Linked DNA regions of Mus musculus: region 1 is linked to region 2. The links are chromatin loops, found by intact Hi-C in ENCODE. Cell type or tissue: left cerebral cortex. All regions are shown on one strand. Each heading gives the region's core, and the rest is flanking DNA. Links, peaks and the distances in the headings are about the cores only.

What was found. Hi-C counts contacts between places; a loop is a spot of excess contacts. Peaks named below come from ENCODE experiments on the same cell type or tissue, not always from the same donor. Only the 100,000 strongest peaks of a DNase experiment are listed, where the experiment ranks them.
Region 1: a loop joins it to region 2, with 4 times the contacts of the local background. A loop is called at or near these places in 1 of 42 quality-filtered maps.

The regions. Positions count from the first base shown.
Region 1 is chrX:36,628,586-36,632,976 of GRCm38, forward strand. All of the region lies in intron 2 of Akap17b (A kinase (PRKA) anchor protein 17B), which reads right to left. Among named protein-coding and RNA genes, the nearest start is that of Akap17b, 15 kb to the right of the region's middle. In left cerebral cortex, for the core only: a CTCF peak has its summit at 2,376 (motif pointing right); a DNase peak (open chromatin) is centred at 2,419.
Region 2 is chrX:37,082,835-37,087,225 of GRCm38, forward strand. It overlaps Rpl39 (ribosomal protein L39), which reads right to left and starts at 2,388. Exons shown (of 3, transcript NM_026055.2): 1 at 2,291-2,388; 2 at 1,151-1,254. The coding sequence starts at 2,293. Snora69 (small nucleolar RNA, H/ACA box 69) reads right to left here and starts at 199; the gene lies at 78-199. In left cerebral cortex, for the core only: a CTCF peak has its summit at 2,161; DNase peaks (open chromatin) are centred at 1,867, 2,439 and 2,644; H3K4me3 peaks cover 2,666 bases; H3K27ac peaks cover 1,305 bases.

The DNA.
Region 1 (4,391 bases), core at 143-4,142, 450 kb before region 2:
AGAATAGAGGAAGAGGGACTGGAGAGAAGGTGGTTAGTGTACATACAGTACTGTTGACTAGACAAGATAATCATTACTGTTCTATAGAACAGTAGGGCAACTATAGAGAAGAAAAAATTAATTGTATATTTCAAAACACCCAGTAGGTCAGGTTTTAAATATTCTCCACCCAAAGAAATGGTGCATGTCTGAGGAGATGGCCATATCATACTCTAATTTGATCATTACACATTGCATGCATATATTGCAATGTCAAATTATGTCCTTTGAATACATATAGTTGTACTTTTAGTTTTAAAATTATGTGCCAATTAAAATTTTTAACTTTTTAAATGCCCCCTTTCAAATCATCACAACTGCAATTCTCAAATTCCAATTTTCCTAAGACTGCAATAACAAAAACAGTTGTTCTTGCCCCTTCTCTAGTCATAGATTCTAGATCTTAAAATTAAATGCATGTGGATATTTCATTTTCAATTACTTTCTGGGAATAGAAAGCTAATTTTCAATTCTTATTTAAAAATCTGTCAAGGGCCTAGTACACACCAACTAATTGGATTTTTGCATATATCATACTTTCAGTGCTACAGTCATGCCATGGGAAATTAATGTAACAGCTGGCGCATAGCTGCAAACAATCAACTCCATTGTGGCACCTGTTGTTGAAGGGGGCCTCAGACATGATTAAGGGGAGCAGAGAAAGAGACAGACACACACACACAAAGAGAAGCAGGGAGGCAGAGAGACGGACAGACAGACAGACAGACAAGCACACACACACACAAACACACACACACACACAGAGACAAGAGACAGAAAGAGACAGACAGAGAGAAGGAGAGAGAGGGTTGGGGTGAGGAAACATAATCAAAATATATTGCATGAAAGGATTTTTAAATAAAAATAAGGAAAAATAAACAAGGAGGGGGAAGAAAGAGAACAGGGGAAGATGGAAGGAAGGAGGAAGGGGAGAGAGGGAGGTGTATTTACTGATAAGATGGAATAACCATGATAGTTTTTGGAGGAAAGACGCTGCAGAAAAATTAATATTTTCAAAATGAGATATAATAAACTTGTAGAATAATGTAAACACGTATGTATGTCTACAAACACACATACATAAAGTTTGGAAATATATACATCGCATTGTTAGCAATACTTCCTCTAGAAAGTGGGTTGGAAGTAGAGAATAATTTCCCCTTTTTTGCCTTGCATATTTTATCCACTTATTATTTGTTCATTCATTCAGTTGCGCTAGAAATGGAATCCAGAACCTCTTACATGTTAGACAAGCAGCCTCTCACAGAGCAGATACCTAGAAGCAATCGCCAACTGCAGATACAAACTTTTCTAGGAAAATTAATACAACAGTCCCCTACATAACCCCCAATGCAGCCCTCTATGTGCCATCACTAGCATCGGATTCCAGAATTGAAGGTTATATGAGTCATGACTGAAGCCTGGGAGATTGGAATGAAATTCTTAGAAACAAAGGGTCACATGGCAACTGTGCGACTAGCTATATCACAGGTTGTGCAGGTGATTTTTAGAACACTGCTTTATTGATTTGAGTTGGGAGTGTGGCACAGTGGTAGAAAGCTTTGTCTAGCATGCCAGTGGCCCTGGGTTCTATCCCCAGTACCAGGAAGACATAAAGACTGCTTGATAGAGACATGATTGATGTATAATATTATCCATTTTATAACATAAACTGAACAAATGTTTTGGTTTTTTTGTTTGGTTGGTTGGTTGGTTTTTTGGTTTTTTGTTTTTTGTTTTTTTGAGACAGGGTTTCTCTGTATAGCCCTGGCTGTCCTGGAACTCACTCTGTAGACCAGGCTGGCCTCAAACTCAGAAATCCGCCTGCCTCTGCCTCCCAAAGTGCTGGGATTAAAGTTGTGTGCCACCACCACCTGGCTTGAACAAATGTTTTTAATAAGTCTTGACACACGTATACACACTTGAAGAAAAACCATCACCATGATCATGATAGTGGAAATAACCATTATTTTCACAAATTTTCTTGTGCCTTTTTGTAATCCTCCTGCCTTTGGCAATCACTCAGCTCTCTGCAAATTCACAACCTGTTTAAGAATATGTATTTCTTTTAAACAATTATATATTAATACACTAGCAAGTACTTTCTTCAAAATCAGAATACTTTCCCGGTTCCAAGGTCGATGCGATAATCCTTATTTAATTAAATCTGTTAGAGAATCCTACTTCATTCTTAAAAATAGGTCTATAAACGTTTTTAGCTTTCTCTTCACATGGTCCTTGCTTTTTAAAAATAATCTCTATTTTATATGAGGCTTTAAAAAAAAAGATTTATTATATATAAAGTGTTCTGCCTGCATGTACACTTATATGCCAGAAGAGGGCACCAGATCTCATTACAGATACTTGTGAGCCACCATGTGGTTAATGGAAATTGAACTCAGGACCTCTGGAAGAGCAGCCAGTGCTCTTAACCTCTGAGCCATCTCTCCAGCCCCAGCACCCCCTTTTTTGAGACAATTTTTTTAATGTAGTTCTAGCTTCCCTGAAACTTGCTCTGTAGACCAGGCTGTACTGAAGAGATAGAGCTTGTTATATATTAACCAAAATACAGGTACAAGTGGAATTTCTGAAATCAAGTTATTAGGCTATGACATAAAATTGACTGTAAAAGCCAAATTTGCCTTCCAATTTTGTGTTTAAGCAGGACGTGCTTCTGAACATTCTAGGATTAACTGACCACTTGCCAATTGCATTTAAGGTTGGCTCAGTAAGCTGAAATCCATGCTTGTTACTGTTAACTGAGCCAAGAAACTGTAGCTGGGTAGATCACAGTACTTGGGAGAACTTACTAATGCTTCCTAAATCAACATAGTAATAAACTGCCTCCTAAATTCTTATCTTTATATCCAATAGATTAGTGTGCCTCTCAACCTGCACCAAAAAAGCTTCTTTTTGCAATAGATAGTGATTAATGCAGCGACCTACGAAGAGTTAATATGCAAGGAAGAAACTAGTGTGTTCTGCTCTAGATGGTACAACTATATCATACCCCCTCCTCCCAAGGCTCAGAAATCGTCGTGGAAGATGAATGGAAATTGTAAGAGCTAGCTGTAGCGAATGTCTGCAGTGAAACCGTATTTTCTGTACACGACAGCTCTATTGCACACATGAACTCACAGCTGTTGTGATACCACACAGGAAAGCTGCACAAGCCAGACAAATGCCCAGCGTGGAATGGGAAGGTGGTCAGTAAAGCCATCATTACCTCCTTTAGCTGAGGAGCCAAGAGAAGTTGATAGCTTCTAGGAGATGTCGAGTCACTTTCCTGAAGAGATGTGACCCCTGAGAGCCTATTCAAAAGGTGGTCCCATACCCATGCACATACCGGCAGCACTGAGGAGACGAGGTTAGTTTATAAAAAAAAAAAAAAAACACATGAAGTTGGAAAGAAATATTGGTGGGCGATTTGGGGGAAGAAATGAGAGGGGAAATGCATGGAGAATGAAGGTGGATTTGATGATTTACCTTTTAAAATACACAAATTAAATTTAAAAAGAAATCATGTGCTGAACAGACACAAGAAACCTTGCTTCATTTGGCAGTGGCAGTAGAATGAATTGCCACTGGTCTCATCCTTTTCATCAATCACTGTCATGCTCATAGACCAATTTACTCAAAAACCACATCCTCATGTTTGTCTCCAAGATCTCATGTTAATACCTTAAGATAAAACAGTACAACGTTAAAAGTCCTCTAGAGTTAAAAAAAAAAACAAAACCCAGATGCTTTAAAAGTTCAAGGCTCTTTTCTGTGGGCTCTCGTAAAATTGAAGACAAGTTAAGAACTTAGTCCATAAAGGAAGAACCAGTGCATAAGAGTAATCATACTTAAGCAAGACTCAAAGCCACAGAGTAGCTCGATGGCTGACATCTGGAACTCCATCTTCTGGGCTTCAAAGGGCTTAGATAACCTCACTTCAGCTCTGTTAACACACACCTTGACTGATAGGCTTAGACATGCTCCGCTTCATACTGTGAGACCCCGACTTAGAGCGTTTCTCCCTAGAAGGTAAAGCGCCTGGATGTTCCCCAAGCTTGTTTTCCCTGATCTCTAAAAATACAGCCAGAAAGAAGCTCTTTGTTCTCTATAGCCAGCAAAAAGCCTTTTTGTTTCTATACTGTACAACCAGAGATGCCTGCCTTCCTGTGCCGATGACACGGAGATAAAAATTCAGAAAGAACTCACTCCCCACTCCTGCCTTGTAAATTTCACCAAGGACACCCGGGAGAGAAGAACTCTCCTCCCAACTCCTCCTAACTCTTCCCAACGCCTCCCAATTCCTCAGCTGGCTGTTAAAAGCCCCCTACTGTCACCACTCAGGGTCGAACTCC
Region 2 (4,391 bases), core at 137-4,136:
AGAGAATTTATTTAAAGCGCTTGCTAGAGCATAAAAGGACTTACAGTAAGTAGCAGAGCTAAGCTAACCAGTCTCTGAACTGTTCATGTCAAGGTGTCACGATTTTTACCCCAAAAGCAAAAATCAGAAACAACCAACATGGCTTTTCTTTCAGCAGGATAATGGCAGTACTCCCACAAAATGAAGCACTGTAATTGCTACCTGCTTTTCTTTCAAAGTTACCTATAAAGGTGGCACACACCTGTAACCTCAGCACTTACTTGGAAGGTTGGAGCAGATTAGCCAGCCTGGGCTAAACAAGACTGTTTCAAAAAGCAAAAGACTACCCGGTAAAGCATCTAAGGTCCGCTGCCTAGTGCTTCAAAGCTTTCCTTAGCACTCTATGGGGGTGGGGGGGAACCAAAGTTTGAAAGTCTAGTCCTGACTGCAAGTAAAGTCTCTAAATACATGTACCATACCAGAAGACAGAAGATAGTAATTAACTCGAATGTAAGGCTAGAGTGGGTTGTTGATATCAAGCTTAAGTGGCTAAATTAAGAACAAGGAGGCTCACTTTTTGCCCCAGCAGAGCCACACCCAGATTTTTACTAATCCCAAAACTGGGCAATGCTTATCTTTAATCCCAGCATGTTGGGAAAAACCAATTCCCACCAACTGTCCTCTGACCACATGTGGGCCTGCATCCCCCACACCACAGAAAGAACTCAGAAAGGCGCTTCCCTTGCCTGGGGGAGACCCTGGGTTCGATCCCTTCCACCTCTCTCAAAGACCCAGCTGGTCCTGAGCTCAACTCTGGTTGCAGGAAAGAACACTCCTGCCAGAATAGTCAAATCCCTTGAAGCCTTCCTAGGGAAATTAGGAAGCATTTATAAAAGGTTTGTGGAGGGATTTCGGGGGCTAAGTAAGCTAGTCACTACCAAGGAGCCTCATGACCTGAGCTAGAGCCCCAAGACCCATTTGATGAATGGAGAAGTGTTTCCTCCCAGTTCTCAACCCCGTGCTCCCAACCCAAACAAAAGGAAAAACATTTCAAAAGGGAGTCCCCAGCACACTAATTGACTGGGGTGGACCGTACTTTGCAACTGTGTATCTCCATGCCCAAAGTTACTTAAAACATAACGATTTCCAAGCCGGACAAGAGAAGGCTTACCTGATTTTGTTACCAGTTTTCATCCGGATCCACTGAGGAATAGGGCGATTTTGCTTTTGTTTCTTGGCCAGGAATCGCTTGATTCGGAAAGTCTTGTGAGAAGACTACGAGGAGATGCAACCAGCTTAGTGACACCACAGCCTAGTCTCTTGATTCAGTCACAAATTCCAACAAACTAACATCAGGCCTGCAGAACATACACCCAGGAAAAGCTCCCCGACCTCGAACCACCAAGTCCTTTATCCTCATCACTTCTCTGGAGGAAGAGTTAATGGCTTAAACATGGCTCATAATCAGCACCAAGTTTCTAAGCCCAGGTCCTGTCTGACCTATAAACTGGCTGTCTGCTGGGCTCCAGCGATGAAACACGGAATAGCTGGAGTAGGAGAGGAAACGGACTTACTGGAACAAGGATGGCTTGAGGTTAGGCAAACCCTGGCCAGTTTTAAGTCAATGACACTAGGTACTGTACTCTGTAAGTCTTATCTACCTCCAAGTGACATTGCTGGCTAACCTAAGATTACGGAGCCCTAGACACTCCGTAGGCAAACACCATTACATAAAAAAATGCAACGAAGGCCAAGCGCACTCGTCCCCCTAGACCAGTTGGAGGTTTTATTTAACAAATTCAGATACTAAACCCACTTTGTACCTAGACGCCCATAAGCATAATCTTGCCAGTAGGCAATGACTGATGCGCTGTTAGCAGACGCCTCCAAGGAGTGACGCGCTAACTTCTGAAGGGATCTCAAAGTTCTGTTAACCCTTACTGTGGACATCTCGCTGTGCAAATGGCGATTCATGCTCTTCGATCAGGGACAATCTAAGAGTGGTCCCAAGCCTCTCGTTCTGCCCCCCCCCCATCATGAAGATCACCGTCAGCCCCAGGCTATATGAAACAAGAATACTTTGCACCCCTTGCCAGGCTGCAGGAAGAGCGTTCTCATCCTGCAAGGGTAAATGGACTTGATAATTTCATGCCGCGCCCACAGGCCGATAGGTGTCCCAGCTCCAAAAACGAACACTAAAACCCTGAAAAATACACCCAGCCCTCAATGCTGCGCATGTCTGCCACAAAGGCACAGCGGTCTGTGGCCTCAGGAAAGCCGCTGAGGGACGGATGGCGGCCGATAGTCTTACCATGGCGAGAAGCCGAATCAAGAATAGCGCGCACGATGGCGGAGGAATGGAGAAGAGAAAGGCCGGGACCGGAAGAACGCGATTAGAAGAAGTCGCTAGAGGCGGAGCTTAGGGGGGGATGGATGACTCGCAGCGTCCTCCCTAGCTCCACCCCTGCGCTCCCATGGGGCCGTGGGAACCCAAACCGGTTTATAGAGAACGTAATTCCGAGGCCTCCGCGTCCATGCCTGTTCCTGCAGGTGATCATCATTGTGCTGAGGGCCACAGCCTTGGTGGCCATGGTAGGTGGCCTTTGAGAAGTAACCAAGTAAACCCTTAGCAAACACCTGGAAACGGAGTAGGCGGGACCAACTCTGAGGAGGGCGGGAAAAGGCCTACATCACTTCCAGAGCTGCAACTCCCCCCGCTTCTGCGAGAGGGGCGGGGCTTAGGGTTGGCGATGCACCCTGGAAGGGAGGAAGATGGGGCTGCAGACATCTTTTAATGACTAACTTCACTATTATAGAGAATCCAAGTTCCATTCACAGCACCCATATCAGGCAGCTTACAACCCTCCAGCTCTAGGGGGTAACATGTCTCTGACTTCCAGGGGCACCTACACTTATGATTTACAGGTACACGTCCCCATGTAAACACACACGGACCCATTATCAATAGTACCTAAAAATACTTGATTAAAAGGGAGGCGGAGCTAGAGAGATGGCTCAGCGGTTACGAGCACCATCTGCTCTTCCCGAGGTCCTGAGTTCAGTTCCCAGCAACCACATGGTGGTTCACAACCATCTGTAGTGAATAACTACAGTGTGCTCATATAAATAAAATAAATATGTAAATCTTAAGAAAAAAAAAAGGCGCCGGAAAGTGGTGGTGCACGCCTTTAATCCCAGCACTTGGGAGGCAGACAGACCTCTGAGTTTGAGACCATCCTGGTTTACTCACACGAGTTCCAGGACAGCCAAAGATACACAGAGAAACTCTGTCTCCGGTGGGGTAAAAATCCCATATACCAGGGCCAGGGGAATCGTTAGTAGATAAAAGCACCAGTTACGCAATCCTGCCAACTTATAGTTCAAGTCCCAAAAAGTGAAGATACAGGGCGTGGTGGCCTACACTTTTAATCTTAGCACTTGAAGCAGAAGGATCAATATCTCTGAGCTCAAGGCCAGCCTAGTCTATATACTGAGCTTCCAGCCAGTCAGGATTACTACATATAGACCCTGTCGCTAAATAAATAAATAAATAAATAAGTACTCCTATGTATCTGCAACCCTAAGATTCCTACCGCACAATAGAAGGTGGAGACAGGAGAGAAAGTCCTGGAAGATTGAGGGCCAGCTAGCCTGGAGTATTTAACACAGCAACAGAAACAAGGCAAACCCTGTCTCAAAAAGGTGGAAGGTAAGAACTACTTCTCTTTGACATCTGCTCAACTGCTGTGTAAATAAAACAGAAAGTCAGGTATAGTTGTGTACCCCTATGAGGTCCCTATGAGGCAGACGCCAGAAGATCATAAATTGTGAGCTAGCCTAGGTTATATATTGAGACCTTACTTCTAAAAGGTAAACTATAGAAAGAGCACATCATAGAACAACAAGAAGCTGAAAACTAAAGATAATACCTGTGGATATCATAAAAAGTTAAAGATTCCTTTTATCAGTGCCAACTTATTCTCAGAACTACCTTGTGTATGTCGTTCCGGGGGAGGGGATGAGATTGTGATGTGAAAGGCTGAGGACCACGTGAGTCCCCAAGCAGCCTGCCTCTTCTTCCCTTCCTCACAGATACCTAACACACACTGCACTCAGCTCTGGACTTTCTCCTGATTTCCATAGCTTCACTTCTCCCAGCAGAGCAGCTAGTTCCTCATGGCTACAAGCAACCTGAGAGCTCCTGTGGTGGCCAGTGCTGTATGAGTGGTGCCCAGTGCCGCCGTAGGATCAGTGCTCAGTAAAGGATCAGACCCATGGCCATCCTGATTACTATGATGATGGCCCTACACCACCATTCCCAGTTTAGATTCTAAGCCTTTATTTTTTTTAATGTGCTTCTAGCTGGGCAGTGGTGGCGCATGCCTTTAATCCCAGCATTTGGGAGGCAGAGG